Linked DNA regions of Homo sapiens: all the other regions are linked to region 1. A link is a loop called in an ENCODE intact Hi-C map of the cell type or tissue named here. Cell type or tissue: Caco-2. All regions are shown on one strand.

What was found. Peaks named below come from ENCODE experiments on the same cell type or tissue, not always from the same donor. Only the 100,000 strongest peaks of a DNase experiment are listed, where the experiment ranks them.
Region 2: a loop joins it to region 1, with 3 times the contacts of the local background. A loop is called at or near these places in 2 of 110 quality-filtered maps.
Region 3: it touches region 1 in a loop (10-fold over the local background); 3 of 110 quality-filtered maps call a loop at or near these places.
Region 4: a loop joins it to region 1, with 6 times the contacts of the local background. A loop is called at or near these places in 2 of 110 quality-filtered maps.
Region 5: it touches region 1 in a loop (10-fold over the local background); 6 of 110 quality-filtered maps call a loop at or near these places.

The regions. Positions count from the first base shown.
Region 1 is chr10:76,300,999-76,305,998 of GRCh38, reverse strand. All of the region lies in intron 5 of LRMDA (leucine rich melanocyte differentiation associated), which reads right to left. It overlaps LOC124902462 (a long non-coding RNA gene), which reads left to right and starts at 983. Exons shown (of 3, transcript XR_007062203.1): 1 at 983-1,020; 2 at 3,638-3,749. RefSeq lists a silencer at 1,974-2,268. In Caco-2, a CTCF peak has its summit at 2,048 (motif pointing right); DNase peaks (open chromatin) are centred at 2,098 and 2,918.
Region 2 is chr10:75,715,706-75,720,705 of GRCh38, reverse strand. All of the region lies in intron 2 of LRMDA (leucine rich melanocyte differentiation associated), which reads right to left. The region is part of intron 1 of LOC105378367 (a long non-coding RNA gene); the gene reads right to left. Among named protein-coding and RNA genes, the nearest start is that of MIR606, 170 kb to the right of the region's middle. In Caco-2, a CTCF peak has its summit at 2,978 (motif pointing left); no DNase peak of the experiment used is centred here.
Region 3 is chr10:76,188,684-76,193,683 of GRCh38, reverse strand. All of the region lies in intron 5 of LRMDA (leucine rich melanocyte differentiation associated), which reads right to left. Among named protein-coding and RNA genes, the nearest start is that of MIR606, 640 kb to the right of the region's middle. In Caco-2, no CTCF peak of the experiment used is centred here; DNase peaks (open chromatin) are centred at 2,183 and 2,733.
Region 4 is chr10:76,148,402-76,153,401 of GRCh38, reverse strand. All of the region lies in intron 5 of LRMDA (leucine rich melanocyte differentiation associated), which reads right to left. Among named protein-coding and RNA genes, the nearest start is that of MIR606, 600 kb to the right of the region's middle. RefSeq lists an enhancer at 2,952-3,860. In Caco-2, no CTCF peak of the experiment used is centred here; DNase peaks (open chromatin) are centred at 2,341 and 3,051; H3K4me3 peaks cover 281 bases.
Region 5 is chr10:76,049,444-76,054,443 of GRCh38, reverse strand. The region is part of intron 4 of LRMDA (leucine rich melanocyte differentiation associated); the gene reads right to left. Among named protein-coding and RNA genes, the nearest start is that of MIR606, 500 kb to the right of the region's middle. RefSeq lists an enhancer at 2,903-3,436. In Caco-2, a CTCF peak has its summit at 3,124; a DNase peak (open chromatin) is centred at 3,223.

The DNA.
Region 1 (5,000 bases):
ATATAGTTAATATAGTAGATTGGAGCCAAGGGAAATGGTGGAAAATAGTTTAATAGATGGAAAGTCATTTGAGAAATAACCCCCAAAAATCTTTTCTCCTTTATTTTCTTTTTTCAAAATTTTCTGTAAATTATTCACAGAGCCGTTCTTGAAAGAGGCCTTTTTTATTTGCTTTATACTATCAATAACTGTTAACATCAAAAGTTTCATTCATCTAAACGTATACATATGTGTGAAGCTATTTCCTTGAGAGATTCCAGACCCAAATATATGATTACTACAAGAAAAATGACTAATCAAGTATCATAATCAGTAAGTCTGATGTCCTGTGCAATATTTCTAACCATTCTAGCAGCCTTATTCTCCCTGAAGCCAAAGGAAATGCAAAATTTAAGTTTATTTTCTAAAGAAACACTACCCTGTGCCCATCTTAGTCTTCAACTCTCAAACACATTGTGGTCTAGAGGGACTCAGTCACTGACAAAGTATGCATGAACCTACCCTGGGTGGGAGATCCCATTCTAGGTATATGTTTTGCTCAGGACAGTCCAATGTCCTGACCATGAAAGAAAGAAAGAGGAAGGGAGGGAGAAAAGAAAAAGAAAAAAGATGTTTTGAGGTTACTTTCCAAATGAGTTTTCATCCATTAAAACATTTTCCAACATTTTTCCTGACTCCGTTCTACCATCTACTGTCTTTTGTACCAATTATAAGATAGAAAGGGCCCAAGAAAGGGCCCACACATGCTACAAGCCCTCTTTTCTCTTATTCCATATCCAGGATTCCTAGGTTTTGAAAGGTAAACACGGCCACAGAAACTCCTCTGCTTTCTCCAGCTCCTGGGTTTATCCTGCAAGTGCACTTGCACAGACAGATTACAGAAGGGTAAGGCATGGTAGTGAGACACACAAAGAAGACCTGTAACCCAGATGGTTACAGAGCTCAAAGGACTCCACGAAGATTCACAAGGAAACTGGGGCCTCTCTGCTTAAAAACGTAGTGATTCACCTTGCTCTTGGGGTAAGCAAAGAGCACCATCCATTTCCTAGAAGGCCCTCTGCCCCAGCCCCTGCCTTCTCAGCCTCTCTTTTGCCTTCACTCCTCACCCTGAGAGTCATCACGTGGTGTTCTCCTGCTCCCGCAGGGCACTGTGCCCCATCCTGCTGGAGATCTTTGCAAAGCCTAGTCTTCCTTCCTAACTCCCTCCCAACATGCTTTGCCTGAGTTGTCCCCCTACTAGACACTTTGCTCCTTGAGGGCAGCGCCCTACTCCACCTGGGTGGCCCATAGTATCTTCTCGATAAATACTAAATGGTAAATTAAATGAACTTAAAATATTGAACAAATAGCATTCCCTGGCCTCCAAGGGTGGAGGATAACAATAAGTCCACATCTTCCCAGGCTAAGTCAGCCTCTGCACTGTCCTCTGATGGGAGCTCTCTACCCCATACCCCAACCCCTGCAAACAGGGCTTCTCAGTGTTGGACAGGTGGCATGCATAGTTCCTCCCTCCAAAATTCCCCATGTGGACACCCCTTTCTAGCAGAGCCCAGTTGATTTCTCGTATGTGAAAGGACTACAAGTTTAAGGTGCGCTTCTGCCAAATGGAGTCATCCAAAAGGTGTTTAGAACAAACAAAGGAAAACCTCCTTCCTGTACTTCAGACTGGGCTACAAATGGGAAACACAAAACCAAGCCTGTAGTTTCTAAGATGCATTCAGTGGCGTCTGTCTGGGATTTGGGATCTGGCAGGAGGGACCCCAGCCAGGAGTGATCTAAGGTAGCACCTGCTTGGCTCAGCTTTCTTTTTGTTATACCCATCTTTCTGTCTCCTTCAATGGATGGTTTTTGTTCCTTTCCTCTGATGAATGAGTAATTAAAAGTATAATCCAAATGAAGCCCCCAGGAGTGCAGGTACGCACACCATTAGTCACTGTTGTGCTCCTCCAGGGACCAAAGGGGAAGGCTAGAAAGGTTAGAGAAAGCCGTGAAAGGGCCTTCAGGGCTGTCATCAGGGGAGAAAACTGAGTTGTAGTGAGGCCTTCTTGTCACACAGCTCAGTCGGCAGAAGGGGGTGCTGTAGTGTAACCTATTTAGGATGCAAATAGAGTGTCTCCCGAGCTGCAGATGAAAGCGAGCGTGTTAGCCGCTGCCTGGCAGGTCCTCAGCAGTACTGAATGTCATATTCCTGCTTGTCACTGCTCACTGCAGGTCATTAATAGAACTCAGAATGGTGTTACTAAATGTGCACATTAAAAAACTGATCACCAAAAAAAAAAAAAAAGAGTGGCAATCCCATTCCCAGGGAATTCAACTCATCCAGCTCGGTGAAGATTTGTTTATTCAAGATCACTGGAGTTCAACAATTTTATTAGCTTAGATTGACAACTATCTATCACAGATGTACTACCCACTAAATGATAGTGGAAGAAGGGAGTTAAGGCCTCATGTGCGCGCCTGTGTGCAGTAAGAAAGAAGAGATCACTGAGAGCTAGAGGTTTCACAGATAGTGCCCAGCAAGTGAGCGCTGGACGGGCACCTCTCCCTTCTTCTTGGTTGGACTTCCACAGAAGTGGAACAAAAGACTCAGAACAAAACCTCCAGCTTCACAGAACCACGCCAGCTGGTACTTATGCTTTATTTTTTGACGCAGTCAGGTGTTCATTCTGCCAAGCAAGTTTTCATTCTTCCCTTTACTCCAGCCAATTCCTGTTTTCTTCAACTGGAGCTCCCCAAGACTCATCAAAAACACGATTTAATTACATCTCCAAAAAAAAAAAAAAAAAAGGGAGGAGTGTAAACATGACTCCTTTTTATCTCCTGATACATCTGGACAAGTAGACAATGTGCTAAAACAAAATAAATCTGCCCTGACAGTCACATCAAAGAGTTCAGCAAGGGGCTTGCAGCTACTTAAAGCACAGGAATGCTGTTGCTAAGCATCGGCCTACAACTTATCAGTCCCTGGAAGAAATGCTTTTTTCTTTCTTTCAGGGGGAGATGAGGAAAGTTAGAGTGGGAACCAGACTGCAAAAGGAGATTGGGGATTTTCAGGGATTTTGAAGCTTAAAATGAATTGTGTGAAGAAAAGGGGTTTTGTTGCGTTGTGTTTTCCTTTTAACAAACTGTCTATATTTTTATAAAGGTATTACATGGAAACCTTCTAGAAAGGGCTACTTAGGACTTGCAGAAATAAGTGGTCACACAAAACACTTCTATACAAATTTGTGCCATATCTCATTTTTGTGGATTTCTCTGTATGAGAAGAATCAAGTGTTAGTTCAGGGTCTGAGGAAATATCTCACAATCACCAAAGTCAACAGTGAAAAATCCTTAGGTTGCCATAATAAGAAATAAATCATCCAATATCACAAACCACAAACATTTTCTCTAAAAGGCAAGAAACAAGAGTATCCACTCCAGCAATCACAATACAAAAGAAAACAGAATCCCCACCACCACCCCCCAAAAAAAAGAAACCAAGCGTGAACTGCCATGTGCAATGAAATAAATCTAGCCAGATGACCCCAAATACATGGCACAGTCTCACAACTAAAGTGTTCACAGTAAACACAAAATGGAAGTGACCCTGAAACATGGCCAACACCTTCAGCCTTTTCTCCTTACCACCCCCCAGGGAAGATAGTGAAACACATGCTGTGGAAATTCAGTCTGATCTTCATCCCATATGCTGGTTCTCAAGATGGAGCAACAGGGAGATTTTTCTCTTCCCATGAACACATCCTCAGGTAGGTAGCTCTGCTCCACTTCCTCCCTCCAGCAAGGCTACTAAATTTAGTTGTGCTGGAAAATCTGAACTGAACATGAAATGGCATTGCTGAGAAGTATGTTCCATGAGCACCTGAGGGCGCTCTGGAAAAAAAAAATAGAGCCAGTTCAAAATAACGCACCAGTTCTCAATATGCATCAGACAACGCCACAGAGATTCTGTCCTCAAAACTGAGGGGCTAAAAATATGCAGATACTTTACTCCAGCCTAGGGAGGCCATGAACATTTTAAGCAAACAACTTGCTATTTCCTTTTCTTAGATCAAAGGAAACAAATTCTAAAACTACTGTGATCTCCACACAGGAAAATGCTCAACAACATGAACAATTACCAAGTCTGTGATATTGCACAAATAAATAACACTTCCCATTATCTCTAGCGCGATCGTATTTATTAAACAGTGACAGAGGGCATCAGTAACCATTTTTATTATCCCATATAGCTCCTATTTTCTAATTAAACAAAAGGTTATTTCTACTGTTAACAGCCATTTGTCTACTTGGGTCTTACATAATACTTTTTGCCAAGCATGACAGAATATAAGAAATTATGCTCTGTGGTGGGTTTTTTTGTTTTAAATTTTGCATGCTGAGTTGCTACTTAGAGAGATCCGTCAGTTCATAATCAAAGCAAGAGGCCATTGTGTGGTGAATTCATAAATATACTTTGGCAATTTTTCCTAAAACGTGATGAAGCAAGCACTTGGTCCTACCCTTTAGCCTCAATCCAAGGGCAATGATCTGTATTATTAAAGATATAGGTCAAGCCAGCTTGCGCTTCTTCGTCCTGTGGGATGTTTTAGAAGCTGCTGTCACATTACCAAGATCTGTTCTGTGGTTCCTAATTATTCCTCTTGGCAGCTTTGGATTCCAAGTGATTCCTCTCACATGTATGTAAAAATTTATAAGCTGTTTCATATAACAGCATGAGTTATTTCCTTGTTGTCTGTAATTGCTGAAGATACTGATTAGAAACATGCTCTAATTTCACTGACAAGGATAATGGTAACTTAATAAAATTTGCATTGTGTCTTCTGCAGACCTCAAAAATACTTTGTATCAACAATTGAAATGGTAATTTTTTAAATTTTTAATATAACTGAGGGCAGGGCTATTTCTCTCCTGAACATCTTAACCAGAAGGAAAAAAAACAAATAGCATGGATTTCCTCCTCATTGTCAAAATTTGATTGGTCCAAAAGCATATATTAA
Region 2 (5,000 bases), 590 kb after region 1:
TGAGACAGAGTTCTGAATCCACAGCAAAAGATGCTATATTTAATCACCGACTGGGCTCAAAGCAAAGGAGTGGAAGAGTGGTCTAAGTGCTGATGTTCACAACTCTGAATTCAGAAGTCGACACAATTTCACTGACTAACCTGAAGACTACTCTGTTAAGCTCGCTAAAAAGTAAACTTCGAAGGCATTTCCACTCACAGAATGGGCACAGGAAAACAAAGCTGCTTCTCCAAGAAAGATGTAGCACAGACTATGCATGAAATAATTTTAGAACTGGAGAGAATCATGAGATGACCTAATGCAAGCCTTTTATTTCATAGATGGAAGAATCACGATATGTTGTTAAGTGACTCACATAAGATTATGCAATTAGTGATGGAGAAATGAAATCCTCAGTCTCCTGCCCGTGTGTTCTCTCCGTAATGCCACGATGCCTCCTTTTCACCCCATCTTATTTGCTGCTTATTTTCCCTTCCTTCCCATGTATATAATTTTCTTATTTTACTAAGATTTGATGTGCCGTCTCAGGATTCTCAAATTTTGGATTATGTAAGACATAGACTCAATAATCTATATTACTGCAAATTTAGGAAAACAATCTTAGAGTATGATGTATGGTAATTCAGGGTTAAGTAGAAAACAACACAAGAAGTTTGCCGTTTCTCTTGTTAAATTTTGGGTTTTATTTTAAATAGAGAAGAAAGATATTGTAAATGTGTACTTTAGGTACACAGAGGCACTTTGGCTTCAATCTCTGAATTATGAGGGCTCCACGTGAACCATCCAACATTAAAACATCCAGGGAACATCCCCTGCAAAACTCTTAGATTATCTCCTACCATATCCAGCTTATAAAGTAATTGGGAAAGTAGGCCTTCCATTTCTTGTGGAAATTAAAGTTCTTAAAGACTCTTTACTGCTCTCTGTAATAGAACCGACAAGCTGTCCCCTCAGACTGGGTAGGCCATGGCCATCCCACGGCAACAGGAGGCGGAACACTTCATTACCTCAGCCCACAATCCCACAATGCTGTGCAAACCCTACCTTCTCCCTCAACATCCAGAAACAGGTTTTCAGAAAGATTCTGCTTCTTGGCCCCCAGGGAGAATAACACATGACCAACTCTAGGGAAAATAACCTCTTTCCTGTTCAAAAGTTAAAAATTAAATCCACCCTGGAGAAATACTCTACGACTAAGAAACAATTCTGGGACACCACTACAGAATGTAACAAGTGAAAGAAGTTCTCTGCAGGTCTAACTTAATTTAAACATGGTAAATTGTGAAACTTCTTTTTATTCACATCATGGTTAAGATGGAGAACAGCTGGTTACCTTGTCACACAAAACCACTCCTGGTACACCTGAGGAATATCCTTCAAGCTTCTCTTCTTTAGGCAAATAATGCCAACCCCAAAAAGCTCTTCAGATACATCATCTCACCAATCATTGTTACTGCTATGGTTCCTCTGGACTTCTGCCAAATCTGCATCCTTCTTAAACTCAGTAGTACATATGGCATGACAGGGCTGGGTGTTAATTGAAGAACAGCTTAACTGTTTGGACATGTTATGCATCTATTACACAATTGTCAATCTTGCAATGTTTGCTGTAGGACTATATCTTTGGGGAAATTAATGCCAAATGAAAATTTACCCTAATCTGTTTTTCTTTTTAACTCTCTTAGGGATCTTTCTGATGATTTGTTAATCTGCTTCACTTTATTCTACAAGCTCAAGTCATATAACCGAAATTAACAACTAAGACCCAGGATAGGAGTAAATGGTTATTGACTGAGATATTTGTCCTCTTTTAGATATTTATCCTTTGTATCTACAACAACCACTCATTAACATGACGGTTAATATGACTATAGTAACCAAGAACACACAAACATGGAAGTGATATTCAACAACTCATTATTCTTATGTATTCAAATTCCACTTTTAATTTTTTATACCTTTACTAAATACCTACTCTGTTTTTACAGTAAAACCTTATTAAATCACCTAACACATTTGGAAGTTTTGAAAAGGCTGAAGTTGAATTCTGTCTGATTTCTGATGGAAAACCTAACCAGGCTCATGACAAGTGTTTCATAAATTACATGTTGACTAAATAAACAAATAATGGTGCATTATGAAATCCTTCTCAATTCTTCACTCTCCTGCTCCTAGGCCCTCTGCCTTGTGAGTTTGTACTTCCTACCACCAGAGTATCTATCCCTAACCCACTGATGATGATCTTGGCCACAAGACTTCATTCGGTCCTGGAATGTAGACTGAAATGACAATGGGCTGGCTGAGTCTAGGCCTTCCTTGAGGCCTCACATATTTCCTCTGCCCTCTCCAAGTCTCTGACCTGAACTGAGAACAACTTGCCTGGAAAGCCCATTGGTTCCAGACAAAATAGAAACACCCAGAAGAGAACAGCTCAACCAACCCACAGACCTGCAGGATGAAGCAGAGTCTCCACGGCCAATCCACAAACTGTGAGCATGATAATAATTGCTGATCGAGTGCCACTAGGTGTTGGGGCATTTTGTCAAGCAGCATCATTGTGGCAACAATTGATAGATAGTAAATGGTGCAAATAAGATTGAAGGGTCATGTCTGAGCACCTTCAGAAAAATCAGTATCCATTTATACAGGAAAAAATGAAAAGCAGATTACAAAGCACTCTTATAAACTCACTTAATTCATCCACTAGGAAGCTTTCCTTCCTCACTAGCTGGGGACTACATTTTGAGGCAATAAAACACTTTAAAAATCTAAAAATAATCATAATTAATGTTATGTCCAATAAGTAGGGCAAATGTTGGTGCGATATGGCTGAACTAATGAACTACTCGGTGGTCAGAAAATACATGCTACAGACTATATAATGAACAAAGAATATTTCCATCATTCCCATCAGAGGACTTGTTAGCAGGGGCCCAATTTCCATGAACACTCTACCCTCTGCTGGTTCTGAAGATGAACACATGTGCTCTGTTTTAAAGGGGAGGAAGGCAGCAACTGCAGCTTGTGCAGGGACATTAATGAGGTAGCTGAAGTCATCTGGTGAGGTTAACCACATGGAGCATCTACAGCCACTCATCACCCTCCTTGCCTCCTGGCCCACAGATGTCACACCAAGAGGACATCGAAGGACAGCATCCCCAGAAGAGACAAGCTGCAGCAGGAAATTCTCCTCCCAAAGCTCCTCGCTGTGCCACCAAGGTGGCCTCTGCAGCGTGGCAATAAGGGCCGTGCCATTAAAGGCAAGCTTCCGTTTTATGTGCTCAAGCCTTCTGTTGCAGGATCCCACGATTCCCCAGGAAGCCTGATTTACCATCCCATCGCCCTGTTTTTATAGGGCTTGACTCTGCAAATGGAGCTGATGGAGACCTCAACCATGAGTCACTGAGTCCTCAGGTATGACTGCAGATTTACAATGCCTGCTGAAGTCATTCTGTCACACTCACATCTTCTCAACGTGCCCCTGGGGGGGACTCCCCAAGGCTTCAGCTGAGCTCCACTAGCCCTCTTCCAACCCCCTGCCCCAAAATATTTTCCTCCTCTGAGCCTAATTTCCCTTAGCCCAGACCTCACAATCCAGGAAGCCCTGTAAGGATCTGAGGGCTACTGGTGCAGACATGGCAGTCACATGCAGGAAAGCTCATTTGAGGGGTGGCTGGTGAGATATTATGGGGAGAGAGAAAGGGGATGGGAAAAGAGAGAAAAGAAAAAGTGACTCTGAGTCATGTTGGTGAGATTTTTCACAGCTAATCACACACAAGACTGATTCACTGCTCACTTTGCTGTGCTCCCTCATTTTTCATATCATACTTTTCGCTGCCCCATCAGCCTGTTCCACCAAGGTCAAATGAAGGGAATGATAGCTTGCACACCACACTGAGATTTATTATAAACGGAGTCACTCACCTTTTATGTGGAGTAAATGGGCTCCTGAAATTACCATTTATGAAGATGGACCTGAGCAAAAGAGACACATGAGAAGGAGGCAGGGAGGAGGGCCCTCCCAAGTGGCACCATCGAACCCCCATGGTCTCCTTTCCTATGCACAGAATGGAAGCTGAGGCCACCCACTAGCTTGAACCTAAAGGTATGCAACACTTTTAATCAATGTCAGAGTTGTAGTTCCCCCTTTGTCTTATTGAACACAGAGTGTTGAAGAGAGTCTTGCAGGCAAAGAAACATTTGAGCAGATCTTAATTCAAATGCATTGGACAAAAAGCATTGTTCTGAGATTTTTCTACCCTTTAGGATGCTTTAGATTGCAAGTAACAGAATACCCAACTAAGGGTGGCATAAACAACGAGGGTTTATTATATAGCAACATAAGAAGTCCAAAGATAAAAGGTTTCCAAGGTTAATTTGCCAGCTCATGATATCGCCAAGGACCTAAGTGCCACCCTCAATTCAAAATCTCTCCTCAGGGGACAAAGAATTGCAAAAGATGTCAGTCACTTAACATTTCTAAGCTTTAGTATCCTCATCTATGGGAGGAATGGAGGTAGACTAGATTAACTGTGTAGCAGTAGAGTTTACTTCAAAAGAAAAGAAGAAAGGAAATTCATGTGCAACCCTAAAAGTGGAGCTGCTCTGGTTGTAGCAGGTGCTTAGCCCCAACAGTGGGTCCTGAGGCTCCTTCACCACTGGAAGGCTGCATCTTCCAGCATGCCTCTTCTAGCACTGATAGATTCTAACATTCGTGATTCTAAAGTAGATGATTGTGATACTGATGTTGTTAACAATACTGAAAGACTGTAATGATTTAATGAACAATTTACATTCTCTAAACTACTCATATGGAGCAGACATTGGTCTTCCAAAACTATGATCAATCAAGTGCTTATAATTCAAGAAGGGAGGAAAGAGGAGGGAGGGCGGGAGGGAAAAGGGAGGGAAGAGGAAGGGAAAAAGGGAAGGAAGGAGAGACAGATAACTCTCAGTCATTTAAAAAACTACAATAAAATATTATGAATTATCAATTAGAT
Region 3 (5,000 bases), 110 kb after region 1:
TCATGGGCATATATTCTGTTCACTGTCATTGAAGATTGCACAGCTACTAGAAGTACATAAAAAATAAGGGCACATTCATCTTAGCTTCTTCTCTTCCCAGAGATATGCGATAATAATAACATCTGGTGTATTTGGGATTAAAAATAACAATAAAACAAAACTCAATATTCTAAAAGAGCCTAAGGATCCCCAGATGAATTTTCTGGGAAAGTTCTTGGTCAAATGACACCACCAGTTGTTAGCCTCAGAGGTGCCTTTCCTTTAAATACCGGATCTTTCCAGTCATGGACTTCCGAAATCACTTTAAAAGAGAATGATTGAAGCAGGGAGCCTAATTATTATTTAAAATGACACAATGAAAACAGTCTGCAATCAAAGACATGTTTAAATTTTTTAAGTACAGAAACAAAAACAGTGATACTTTAATGGAGCACTATCCCCTGCGATGGCAAATATGCATTTCCATCTTGGCTCCCCGCTTCCTTTATCTTCCATCACATTGCTAACAGGCCTGACTTTGCAGGAACAGCAAGGAAACTCCGACACATGTACAGCTTCAAGAAACACGCTCATATCTCTAACTAAATATTTATGCAACCTAGCCTTAGTCCAGCGATGACCACTCTCCAAAGCATTTTATATAGCATTTATAGAAGCCATAAATGTTTTAAAAGAGGAGGGGCATACTTAAAAACATTTTATAAAGTCTTTAATTTGCTTTCAAATATATTGTAAGGCATTATGAGTCACAGAGTTCATAAAGTAGTGGGATATATGCATACCTTTTCAGGCCTTCAATTTAACTTCACAACACATTGTTCGGAGCAGTGCAAGTCTGAGCTCTACCTAACTAAATCACAGGGTAATAGACTAGAGAGAGCACGCCCATTCTTACCTTTAGCAGGAATGACTACAAAGAGTTCCAAGTTAGTCCTACTCTTTTTAGAAATTGCTGGGAAAGATTTCTAAAAAATTTCCCTCCATAATAGGATGTCTTAATTTATGACAGTTTAAATGAATCTTATGTTGCTGCTTAAATCACATCCAGCCAATGAAATTTTAACTATCAACAAGAAACAGCAATTTTCAATACCCCTCCTATTTTAACCATTTCATTTTCTGAGATATTCAGGGAGCCATGCATTCAATAGCTGGTATACCTCAAGATGATTGGCATTGAAATAGCCAGGGCTGATCTTAAGATGCGTAAAATTACTCAAACTCAAGAAGTTCCATCTGCATGTTGACTAGTCGCAGGCCTTTTGGAGGGCTATTTTTGTCAAATGGAACAGCTGTAGTTTCTTCTCTTGGCCCCTGGTCTGATCAATTGTTAAATAAAGAACTGGACAGTTGGGACAATCTGCACCAAAATCACCATGGAACTTACTGAAGAAAATGAAGAGTCCCAAGCTCTGTGTCATATCTAAGAAATTAGACTCACTGGAGGTGGTTCCCAGGAATCTGCATATTTAACAAGCACTCTAGAATATTCTAAAAGAGCACACTAGAATCTAAGAACCAAGGAAGCAAGTGACTGCTGTTTACTTTTAACTTAGGAGTGTTGGTAACAGACTTGGGAAGCATATCACCCTATCCAATGCCAACAAGTTTTTCACACTTACACAAAGGACTAGACGACCCTACTCCATAGATGTTTTCCCCACAGGCATACCGCACGCGAGACCTGGGTTTGTTATTCTGCTGTCTTGGCCAATTTGCCCACAAGTCTTTTTCTGTACCTCCCATGTGTTCTTGCTCATTTTGAACCTGGTGCCACTCCCAGAAGATGTCCTGGAACCTTTGTCATGATCAGGGCCTGTGTGGGAAAAGGCTTTTTCTAACGATCGTTTCCAGTGACTTGGAAGTAAGTTGGATACATCACTTATAAATAATCTCATGCCCTTTGCAAGGTAATCGAAAGAGTCATTTTGGCATTTCCTTAACCAGCCACTGGAATCCCTTCATGGGATTTAAGGACCCAAACTGCAGACAGTCTGTCACTAAACAGCTGCTTTCACTGCCCTCCTAAAAGGGCCCTACAGGGTGGTTTCCATGCCTCAGAAATCTGACATTTAGAAGCAAACACCTGCCTTCTATCCACTCTCCAACTCACCAGCCACATTCCCCAAGTTGCCTAGCCATTAGCTCAAACACAGACTCTCAATTCAGTTGATTTAATCTAAGGCAGTCATGGGCATCAGCCTCTTATCAGGGGCTGAGGTGTTTGGGGAAAGGTTAGAAGGAATGAAGTGACAAAGGATTCAAATATCCTGCAGTTAAATTGAGTAAATAGCCGCTCATTTCAAAGCTTCAGATTTGGAAAGAAAACAGCTCAGGGCTATAGAGGAAAATGGGGAGGGGACACTCAACACCATCCAGGATCTATGTATTCTGTCTGATTTATTTAAATAGAAAGAGACATAGTGCATTTATAAGAATCACTTTAGCTTTTGTATTTATCAGTGCACCCCATCTTACCGCCATTACAGCTCTGACAGAATAATTAATTTCAGTCAATCAATCATTTAACAAAAACTCGCAGGTGACCTCAACATACCATATAAGCCACAGAGAACTAGTCACAACAGCAGTCTTCAAATTCCCTTGGAAAGGAAAATTAAGCCTGCTATGTGTGGCTTGGGGCAACCTAAGCCGTAAATCTCTCTTTTCTGATCTCTTCATATAGATGAAAGAGCAAAGCCGCTCGGGGTTACATACAACAATTATGTGTTCACCAAACTTAGGGAATCAGCTTGCAGACAGCCCTAATCATTACCAATTAACCACGTCTGCTGACATCCTGTAAGAGCTGCCCCAGTGCTGCTGAATACCCGGCCCTCCCTTCAGGCAACCAATCCCTTATATTACAGCGTATGTGTTTTGGAAGGCCTATTAATGTTTGTTGACAATTCCAAATAGAGGTCACCTGTTGTCATGGTGCAAAATACCCTCTTTCCCCCTCTGAATGCTAGGCAGGGAGGGCAGCTTTGTTAGAAACACTTCAATGCATTTCTATATTGCCACCAACATTCAGATCTGATGAAAAGAGATTTAGGGTCTCCCAACTTTTCAATGGCAATTCCCACCTGCTACCACACACCCATCTGGGACTGAAAGGAATCTCCTCCTTGGATAATAAACTTGACAGAATGTGTTCAGGCCCTAGGCCTCCAAAGGAAAATGTCCAGTCACTGGCAGTCAAATCAAAACATGAAGATTTACCAAAATTGTCAGAAATGTAAACCTTGAAAAAGGTTTTCATTCCACTGGAGGCAAAGTGGCCTTTTCCCATTTAAATTATTCTCATTTAATCCCTAGACCCCCAGAACTTGCATTTAGGGATTCTGTTGCCAATTTTGCACAGAAGTCTTTTCCTGTACTTCCAGGGCGTATTCTTGTTCAGCTTGAAAATGATGCCACTTTAGAAAAATCCGAGTGGAAATTTTTTTTTTAAATCCTAATTTAATTAAATGTAATCATTGTTTAATTACTTAATCCAGTTCAATTTCTCTCATTTGTGCCGAGGAAAGAGAAGCATTCTGCAAAAATGACCAGTTTGAATTGTGAGCCTTCAGACAGAGAATCTTTGTCCACCTTGAGCTTGTGACAGTCTCCCCAAGATTGCTTCTTCCTTGAGGTCGAGGCTATGCTAGCACAAGAAACAAGTCCCACAGTACCTGTTGGAGCTGGCTACCAAGGAGGAACCCAGTGCAGGGCTACTAGTTGCGGTGCGTAGCCAGATTTCACTTCACCCTCTAGAATCATAAAATTTGATGCACTGTGTGCAGGGCGCATCTTCCTTTAGTGGTGGGTCAGAGGTGAGCCTGAAAGCCACTATAAGGACAGGAGACTAGACAAGCACTCCTTTCCTCCAGGTTTTGGATTATCTGAGAGCATCTTGTGCTCAGGATCTAGGCTCCCAGCTGTATGCTGAAGGGCCCTGGGTCACCACAGCAAACACATAGGAACACTGTGGGACATTTAAATTAATTTGAACTTAATTTTGAAATATGTTAAATTTTCAAGGAAAATACAGCAATACATGACATCTGTCACTCTGCAAACCAGTAGGTCAATGTAGTTCTCAGTGTCAACATTAGATCATGCTACATTCCTTCTGATTATGCCATATCTTTTCAAAAGTGAGATTTCAGTGGTTGCTGTGATAAAAAGCAAGTACTGCATGAAAATCAGTGGGGAACACAAAAACAGGGTGGTACTGTCCAACCTGATTCCAAGATTTGTGATGCTGTGCAGTACCCAACAGGTACACACATCTCACTGGTAACTAATTTGGTTATTTAAGAATAAAAACTTTTTTTTTTTTGAGACAGAATCTCGCTCTGTCACCCAGGCTGGAGTGCAGTCGCACAATCTTAGCTCACTGAAACTTCCGACTCCAGCGTCAAAGCGATTCTCCTGCCTCAGCCTCCCAAGTAGCTGGGATGACAGGCACACACCACCATGCCCAGCTAATTTTGTATTTTTAGTAGAGATGGGGTTTCACCATCTTGGGCAGGCTGGTCTCAAACTCCCAACCTCAAGTGATCCACCCGCCTCAGCTTCCAAAAGTGCTGGCATTACAGGCATGAGTCACCACGCCTGGCCTAATAAAAACATTTTCTTTCAATGTATACCTATTTTTTCAAATGGCTACTAAGCTGTTAAGACATAAATTAACTTATTGGGATCTAACTACTTAATAAACAGAACTGTGTGTGTGTGTGTGTGTGTGTGTGTGTGTGTGTACATGCAATCATTCGCCTAGAGGCATTGTGAAAAAAAATGACTGAGAAACAAAGGGTATGAAGAACTGAGAAATTTTGGGAACCATCCTCCTCCTCTTGGGTTTGAACACCTCTCTATTACTTTATTCTTTGTAACAAGTTTCAGTCACAGGATTCCAGCCTTTGGAGTCTCAGGAAGCTCCCTACAAATACAGATAAAACATTCCCTTCCATCCACTCATCCTCCCTAGAGGAGCTTGAAGACAACTTGAA
Region 4 (5,000 bases), 150 kb after region 1:
CCTTGGATTAGTCAATAGTTTCTTAGATGTAACACCAAAAGTACAAGCCATCAAAGAAAACAATAAATACATTGAATTTCATCAAAATTAAAAATTTTGTTTATCAGAAATACTACCAAGAAACCAAAAATACAACCTATAGAATGGGTGAAAATATTTAGAAACCATTTATCTGATAAAGGTTTAGTATCCAGAATATATAAAGAACTCTTGTAACTCAACAATATAAAGACAAATAACTCAATTTAAAAATAGCCAAAAAAGGCCAGGCGTGGTGGCTCATGCCTGTAATCCCAGCACTTTGGGAGGCCGAGGTGGGCAGATCACGAGGTCAGGAGTTCGAGACCAGCATGACCAACATGGTGAAACCCCGTCTCTACTAAAAATACAAAAATTAGCTGGACGTGGTGGCGGATGCCTATAATCCCAGCTACTTGGGAGGCTGAGGCAGAAGAATTGCTTGAATCCAGGAGGTGGAGGTTGCAGTGAGCCGAGATCACGCCACTGCACACCAGCCTGGACTACAGAGTGATACTCTGTCTCAAAAAAAAAAGCCAAAAAATGTGAATAGACAGTTTTTTAAAGAAGATATACAAATAATCAAAGAGCACATGAAAAGATGCTCAACTTCATTAGTCTTTAGAGTAGTACAAATGAAAGCCAAAAGAGATACTGTTTCACACCCACAGGATCACTGTAAGAAAAAATAACAAGTAGTGGTGAAGATGTAGAGAAATTGAAACTCTCATGTATTGCTAGTGGAAATGTGTAAAATGGCACTACCTATGGAAAACAGCTGGGTGGTTCCCCAAAAAATTAAACATAGAGTTACCATATGACCCAGAAATTCCACTCCTAAGTATATAATCAAGATACTGAAAAACATATTCACACAAAAACGTATACAAAAAATATTAATAGCAGCATTATTCATTATTCATCATAGCCAAAATGTAGAAATAACCAAAATGTCCATCAACTGATTAATGGATAGATAAAATATGGTATATCTATACAATGGAATATTATTTACCCATAAAAAGGAAAGGAAGTTCTGATTTATGATACAATAAGAATCATCCTTGAAAACACTATGCCAAATGAAAGAAGCCAGACATGAAAGGCTACATGTTGTATGACTACATTTGTATAAAATGCCAAGAATAGGCAAATCTATAGAGACAGAAAGTTGATTAAGGTTATCAGGGGCTGAAGGAAGAGGCAGATTGGGAGTAAGTATAAATGGTTAAGGGGTGTCTCTTTGGAATGACGGAAATGTTTTTGATTGAATAGTGGTGACAGTTGCACAACCTTGTGGATATGCTAAAAACCAATGAATTGGATACTTAAAAACGAAGAATTTTATGTTCTAAGAAATTTTATTATGTGGTTCTAAGAAATTTTATTATGTGGGTAAACTAGTAATGTGGGCTTTCTTTATTTTTAAGAAAACTTTTGGGATATAATTCCATTACTACTTTATCCTACATTACACTGGAGGTCCTATATAGTGTAATAAGATAAGAAAAAGCAATAAAAACTATAAGGATTGGAAAGGAAGAAACAAATCTTTTGCTTGTAGATAATATGACTGTCTACTTAAGAAATGCAAACTAGTAAATAAACAAAAGTTAAGTTAGGATGTTGTGTATAATATGAAAACAAAAAATTGCTTTTTCATGTATCAGCAGGAAAAAATGCAATTCAAAAATAAAATTTACAACAACAACAAAAAATACTTTTCTCTTGTTAACCTATCTTTTGGCAATCTAATTTACAGGGCCCTGGCCAATGAGCCTAGAATGGGTAGAGGGAAATATATTTTTTTCCTCCCCCACACATAAAATAAATATCTGTTTGGCCCCTGATATGTGCCAGGCGACGATCAAGAGCTAAGTGCAAAGGATACAAGAGGTTTACATTCTAGTATCAAACAGACAAGAAATACAAACAAATACGATTATTTCAAATAGCGACAGATGCCTTGGAGGGGAAAAAAAAACTGGGTAATGGAATAGAGGTAACTGAGGGATGGCTGTGGGCTTAGGCAACTGCTTTAGAAAACGTGGTCGGGGAGACCTCTTTCAGAAGAACAGTAGCAAGCCGCATAACTGTTTAATAAGCTGATATAGCTGTACCTAAAATAGTTGGCTCCACAAAATGTCCAACAGCAAAGGAAAATCAGGATCCTACTGGAGGGTGTAAAAGTCACCAAAAGCTGACAACGAAGATCTTCACAGGAAATGTACACAGGAAATGTAAACATATAGGTTGGAGGAGCCCCCTTGAGCCCTACGTCTGAAGCTGCCACCCCTGCCTGTGCCTGCTCAGGTCTGGATGACCCAGCTGGGTGTTCAGAGGTGCATACAGGGCGCTTGGATTCTGCTGCCCGGCTGGGTCTTAATGGAGAGCCTCTATTAATTATCTGAGCACTGGCATCACTCCCCTGGACTCAAAGCTAAATAAAGCCACCCCAGTTGCTTGGCCGCAAGCTCTCGAAGGTTTAAACAAAACTGCGTCTCAGTGGATGCAGCATTTGGCGCTTATCTAAAAGTTTTAACGTCTTTTCGCAGTTAATAATTAGCTCTGCCTTGGTCCTCACAAAGGGTGCCACCAAAACAAAAGCAGACGTTAAGTGTGTTCGCTATCCTTGCCACCGGTATAAATAGGCAAAGGGATGATTAATGAATGGGGGGGATTTAAACACAACAGTGAACAAAGACAAAGGCCCAAGGCTCGATCGACTGCCCACAAACTGAGACAGGCTGTATCCAGAGAGAAGCTGCAGAAAGCCACACACACAAACATCCGCTTAATGGACAGGTTGTGAAGACTTCATTTAACCTTGCGTTATGACAGCCGTAGTGTTTTATTAACATTCTGACATGTTAAGGGGCCAGGGTCAGCGGAGGCAAAACCATGCATTGCTGAGGGAGTTTCCTGGCAGGGGAGGGGAAGGCACATTTTTGTGTGGGTGACCGAAAGAAAACAGAGCAGGTCCAAGCACATTCCACAACACCCTTCAGGCCCCCTTTGTGAGGTGGGGCTAGAGCCACATTTTAAAAGAGTTGTTTGGATGTCAAACAAAGCAGATGAGGCACCCACACGCATGCCCAGCCTTTGACAAGGCCTGTCCACGCCTCAGAGTGGCCACATTAGAACCTGGGCTAGGCTTTAGCACTGACTCATAAAGAAGGCTGCTCAGAGGCATCTGCCACAGAAGTGTGTAGCGCGGAGGGGCTTTTGGCAGCCATTTGCAGACACAGGAGGGTTTGCCGCTGGTTGGCAGCCTTTAGTTAGTTCTAAGAGGAAACTTCCCCCCAAGGAGACAGCAGTAGCCCAGTGTGTTTGACCAGCTGGATTTTGAGCTTCTGGCTAGAGATGAGCCTGTGGGAAGCAGCAAATGGCCAAACCCTAGGGAGCCCTGGTTGGTCCACCTCTCTCTTTATAACCTTTCTTCTCCCTCCCAGGGCTTCCCCTCATCAACCAGGTGCCCATTCCCACAGGCTCTGTTTCCAACCAGGTGTCTGATGGGGAAGGATCTGATCAATTAATCCCTGTGGAAGATTTAGGTGATAATGAGCTTAAAGGCTCTCCCCACCCCCTCCAGGGACATTTGCATTTTAATGGAAGACTCCAACAGACCCAAAGGCATTCAAGAACTATAGCAGTGAAACAGTAATTGTGGAGTTTTAGGCTCTAAGGGAGGCCAGAACAGAGATATTTATGGGCTTGAGGAGCTTCCTGGTCTCCCCACAGTCACACTACGGAGACCCCTGCCAAAATTTGTAGGCTTTTATTTCATCTTTTCTCTGCCTACATTACTTAGGTATTGGAAATATCACCTGAGAAAATGGAGGCCAAATGCTTTAAAGAAACACCCAAAAGAATGTGATGATTATGATTTACTAAATGACAAAAATGTAGACCAGAGCATACTCTCTGTGATCAACACCCTTAAATAACAGATGAGGAAATGGAAACACTGAAAAATGAGGTTTTCATGTGAGTCACTCAGCCAATCACTTACAGAGCTAGGACCAGGCACTGACTCTCCTGATTCAAGACCAAGGCTTTTTCTACTGCACTGTAAGAATGACTTCTCTTCCGTCCTCACAGCACATCCTAATCACTCCTTGACTGCTGCATTACAGATGATCATATTATTTAATTTGTGTTTTATAGCTTTACAGTAATCTACTGCTTTGTTAGTGCAAAGGAGATACAGAATTCCAGTTCTGGAAAAATCACCTAAGGGAAGATGAACATTCAAACCAAAATTCTAGGGGATACCACTTTACACCCACTTAATTGTCCTCAAAAATAATAAATTGGACAATAAGAAGTGCTGGAGAAAATGTATATACACAGAAACTCTACTATTTTGCTGGTGGGAATGTTAAACTAGAACAACTGTTTGGAAAACAGATTGGTATTTTCTAGTAAAGTTAAAAGTATGCATAACTAAAGACTCAGCGACTCTATTCCAAGAGAAACTCTAGGTCATGTGCACCAGGAGATGCTTGTAGGCCTGTTCAAAATAAGCAACAGTAAAGATAATAACGGAGGAGCCAAGATGGCCGAAAAGGAACACCTCCGATCTACAGCTCCGAGCGTGAGCAACACAGAAGATGGGTGATTTCTGCATTTCCAACTGAGGTACCGGGTTCATCTCACTGGGGAGTGCCAGAGAGTAGGTGCAGGACAGTGGGTGCAGCGCACTGTGCACGAGCAGTAGCAGGGGAAGGCATCGCCTCACCCAGGAAGTGCAAGGGGTCAGGGAATTCCCTTTCCTAGTCAAAGAAAGGGGTGACAGATGGCACCTAGAAAATCGGGTCACTCCCACCCTAATACTGTGCTTTTCCAATGGGCTTAAAAAATGGCACACCAGGAGATTATATCCCACACATGGCTCGGAGGGTCCTATGCCCACCGTGTGTCGCTCATTGCTAGCACAGCAGTCTGAGATCAAACTGCAAGGCGGCAGCGAGGTTGGGGGA
Region 5 (5,000 bases), 250 kb after region 1:
GAGACAGAGGTGCTGGCTTTTAAGCTAGTTAAAAATTTTAGATGACAAAGAGCTGCTGTTTTCAGATCACTCTTCTTATACAATCGAAGAGACAGCCCATGACACAGGCTGCCAGTCACCCCCTGAAATGAGGGATGATTTTCACCCATCCCGTGGGCCAGCCTGGGTTTCCAAGTGGTTGCTGCTTGGAGAGGTGTGAGGGACACTAGGAGGACTTGCCCCAAATAGTTCCATCTGAGATTCAGCCCAGGGTCCAAAGTTCCTCCATAGAGATGTCTTCTTTCATTTACTTACTCATACATTCACTCGTTCAACAATAATTATGGAACAGCTACTGTGTGTCAGGACCTGAGTCAAGTACCAACATGAGGAGATAAAAGCAATGCAGAAGATCTGTGCTCTTTCAGTGAGCTTCTATTCTTGCACAGTGGTTCTCAAACTTCAGTGGGCATCAGTATTTCCTGGAGACTTCCCAACACACAGATGGCAGGGCCCCATCCCCAGAGTTTCTGATTCAGTATTTCTGGAACTGGGCCTGAAATTTACATTTCTAATATGTCCCCAGGTGATGCTGATGCTGCTAGTCCTGCTGAGAACCAATGTCCTCGTGAAAATAACACCATGAGGAATAATAGCTTTGAAATTAGGAGGGTGGTGAGGCAGCAAAGGGTCTCCTTCCAGTTCTGCTAAGGGCTGCCCTGCCCCAATGCCTGCAGTGCACAGAACCCAGCCAGTGGCCATGTCTGCCAGATCTTCTTGCCCCTTGGTGGCTTGGAACTCGCTCCAAACATTATTGCCAAGTGATAAGTCAGTGGGCTTCCTGCTTGCCTGTCCTTTCATGGTCCTGGGAGATCTATTTCCCTTTGTTCTAGGTCATGTCAGGGTGTCAAAAGGCACAGCTTCAATCCTGAGTGTAATACAAGTTTGCCATAAAAATACAAGAGAGGATTCCCAAAGCCACAGAATGAAGGCTTTTACAATATCAATTCAACCCTTGTAAATTTAATCCTGGGTTATTTGTTGCACCAAAATCTCTTTACTGTGATGTATTACTTAGTTACTGGGGTTATCACAGCCGTATCCTAAAGTTGCATAGTACATAAAACATTTCAGTTAACAATGCGGGAAGGTTAACTCCCCCAGATAACCTGCAATCACAAGGGCTAGTCCAGATGACATCCCTCTGTCAGCTTCCACGAGCTATTGATGGTTCAATCAGTTTGTTTTGAAGGTAAAGTACAACAAAAGGGCACTAAACTTATTCAGACTGTCAACAGGGGCTATCGGGAATAGGGTTTGCAGGTAAGTAATTCTGGGTGTTTTAAGGCTATTATCAAACAGCAATGGTTGAAGGAAGAGACAGCTACTAATAACACAGAAGGCAGCCATCATAAACCACTTTATGGCAGAAACCCCCGTCTATAAATCCTGCGACACCCGGAGACAGCTTCAGATTTATAAAACTGCTTGTTAAGCCAGGGCACTGCTTAATGAAAAGAGATCGGTCTAAGTTCTAAGTCTCACGTCCCTAGCTCCAGAGGGCAACTCCAATTTTCCTGACCTTCTCAAGGTGGCTAGGGGAAAGCCCCCAAGGCTGGGGGTGGTGAGGGGTGGGGGTGAGAGTCAGAGGTGCTCTTGGCTGAGATACAGAAGGTGGGGTTATCAAGAGGAGAGCAGGGATCCTGGGAAGGTGCTTAAAGACCCATTTGTCTCTGTCTGGAAACAGATTTCCTAAATCTGAGAGACCAGCACATTGAGCTTTTCAGGTCCTCTTTCTTCTCACATAGAATGTTCCATTTGCTTAAAGGACTCCTCTAAGGAGAGAGCTAAAACCGCTAGGAGGAGAAAAGGAACAGGAGAAATACCTTTTTTTTCTTTCTTTCCAAAATCAATTTTCTCTGCTCTAGTCCCAACACTCAGGCATTTTTCATCCAGACCTGAGAGAGAGAGGAGGATGTTCTTTCCCCCTGCCTGTAACTGTTATCCCCAGGGCAATGGCTGCTCCCCCCAGGGCAATGGCTGCTCCCCAGGAACACCTTACAACCACAGAAAAGCTCAGATGGGCCTCCACGGTCTGCGAATGGGGTTGGCTGACATGTTTTTTTCTCTGACACTCTATTCAAGAAGTACCAAGTTTCCAATTCTTGAGGGAACTGGGCATGGGGTCATTAGAGTTTTGTTTCGTTTTTAAAATTTTCTTCCGTTTACGGCAGTCTATGCTTCTTTGCATTATTTCTTGCTGCCTTCTTGCTTCTATTCTTTGGAGGCAGTGAGACATGGTACAAGCTACTGATGCGCTACCTGAGACCCCTGAAGGCAGCAGTGGGTGATCTGTGAGCCATTCTCAATCTTTCACAAAGCTTGATGGGATAGATGAGTCCGTCAACAAAACATCATGCTTCCTCACTGTTGACTAGATTACATTAACTCCATTTAATAGCACTGGTTACCTCATGCTGAACAGAAGCCGTGATCAACTGCTGAACGTATATGTTTCATAATAATAATAAACTTAGCAATGGCTTCAGTGCAGCCTATTTGAGAGATCAAAGTTTTTAAAGTGTTGGGGAGAAAAATAAAAGGAGGGCAAGTTTTTGTAACAAAAAGCTTGGGGACTAATAGCATAGTGAAAGAGGCCAGACTCTTGAGTGTATCTTGCCCTGTGATCTTGGTTCAGTCTCTGCTGCCTTTCTGAGCCTCAGTTTTTCTATCTATGCTGTGAAGGGGATGGGCCAAATGATGTCTAAGCCTCTTTCAAATGTTACCTTGCTTGAACTCTACGTGGCTCAAAGTTGACTTACAATAAAAATGTCCATGTCGTCCTTTCTTGTTATTCCAATTTCCTTATATAACCACCCCCAACACCTCCAAGTAAATGACGACTGTGAGAAAGTCAATAAAGACCACAGAGTAATGAACAAACAGTGTGAGTGGAATAACTGCAGATGCTCAGAGAGATGACAACAATCTCACTCTAATGAGCCGAGGTGAGCTCACCTACAGCATTCATGAATGCCTGACAACTGGCAGAGGCCAGCTGATTTTCCTCACAGTTCACCGGCAGCATGTTTGAAGTCTCTGTGCAAACAATACACCCACAGGACAGACCAAGGCCCTCTACAGAGAGTAACCGGCAATTACTCTGTGGGCTTCTGTCACTTTGATCTCTGGGTCGTGACCTTTGCTTTCTTGTGATCTTCAAAGCCCAGATTGTAGATTAGCTGGAGAATGCTCACTGGGTTATGTAAGCCACAAGTTTTACAGCTCCTATTCGTCTGGGAAATGGTGGCAGCCCAGAGCGACCAGACGGCGGAGGGTCCCTCCCTCCTTCCCTTTGGCTGAGTGCTGCAGACACTGGGCAGGCCCCAGGGCTGCTCCATGCAGGGGAACAAAGAAAGGGTGTCACGTTTTAAATAATTGAAAGTTGTAAGGAATACAGAAGGCCCTACAGGGAGGAGGGAGTAAAGCAAGGCCAACCAGAGACTGGAGTGGCAGGAGGGGATGAACGACAGAGGGTTCAGTGACAGAGGAAGAGCTAAAAGACCATGAGACCAACTCCCTTATTTGAAAGGTGAAGTCCAGACTTGTCTACTGTTAACCTTCAAGTCCATTGTTCTTTCTGTAGCAAAAACAAAAAAAGCAATGGCAAGGGAAGACAAGAAATAGACCATTCTGGGCACCCAACTTTCCCATATTGATTTGTTATTTTGGCTAGCGTTGAAATCCACAAGGGGCACTAAAGTGGTTTCTCAGTAGCATGGTGGTCTCTCCGGCCAAGTCTTGCACTGCTGTTCTCTTCCTGCCCAAATCCTGGAGGCTGCTGATTATCACATTCACCTCCATTCCACATTCATCCCAAAATAGCAGCATGGTGTGTACACACTGAAAATCACAGACAGGTTTAAGCTCCTATAATAACAGGGCCATGGACATTTCTCAGCCATGAACTATGATGAATGGCAAAGAGAAACCCCAGGCACAGTTCTGCTCCTGCCCCAGTGGGGCCAGGGTGCTACTCAACAACTTGGTTGTATGTTCATGCTCACATATAAATTTAATGAGCCTGTTTTATGGTGGGGATGTGTGCCAAGAAAATCCAACTGGGTGCACAGGGGGTAAGTGAGGAAGTGAAAAGGGTGAATTTGGGAGGAGGGGAGGAAAGACTCCACAGAAACTCAAGCTCTGTGATGCCATTTCCAATAACTACATAAATCGAGTCACTTCCCATTTCTGGTCCAGTGGTTGGCCACAATGTGACCTAAAAACTGGGCTGACCTCTTTGAAATCAACATCTCCCATGGAAATGAAACAACAGACACACTTGTTTTGATGTATGCCTGGGTGACATATTATAAATATTACATCACATAACCACAGAGGATGCCAATCAATAAGAATTTTTTTCAGACAGCACTAAATGAACCATGGGTTCTTGCTTCTGAATACACTCCTTTAAGGCTCCTAGTATTGCTTAAATGATTAATAGAAGACATATTGTCAGAAAATGTACTTAAAGTGAAAAACAGTAAACTCTAGAAATAGCATTCATTTTTAAGCAATTTTCTAGTGAAAACGTCACATAAATTTACATAGAGGCTCTACTATTAGGCTCTGGGAAACAGCTAGAAGGAAGGCAAACCTCGTGTTTTGTGGATGAAGGGCCAGGAAAATGTTTTACCAAAAGAAAAAAAAGGCAGCTGCATTGTTTTGTATAAACACAAATGCCACAGGAACTCCAGAATCAAAAGTCATATTGCAAAACCCTAAAATTTCTCAGTGGCAAATGGAGCACAAACTCGAGGAAGGACAAAGCGGATCTGCTTACAGACCATAGAATGGAACTATATCAAGCACATATCTATCTTTTCCATATACAAGTGTGAGCACTCATCAAACCAACAGTAAAAAATAAAGAGATTAAATGAATAAAAAATTTAAATGTGCTAGAGAATCAGCCTACCATTCCACTCTTCAACCAGTTGCTGTGCAGTGAATGTGTA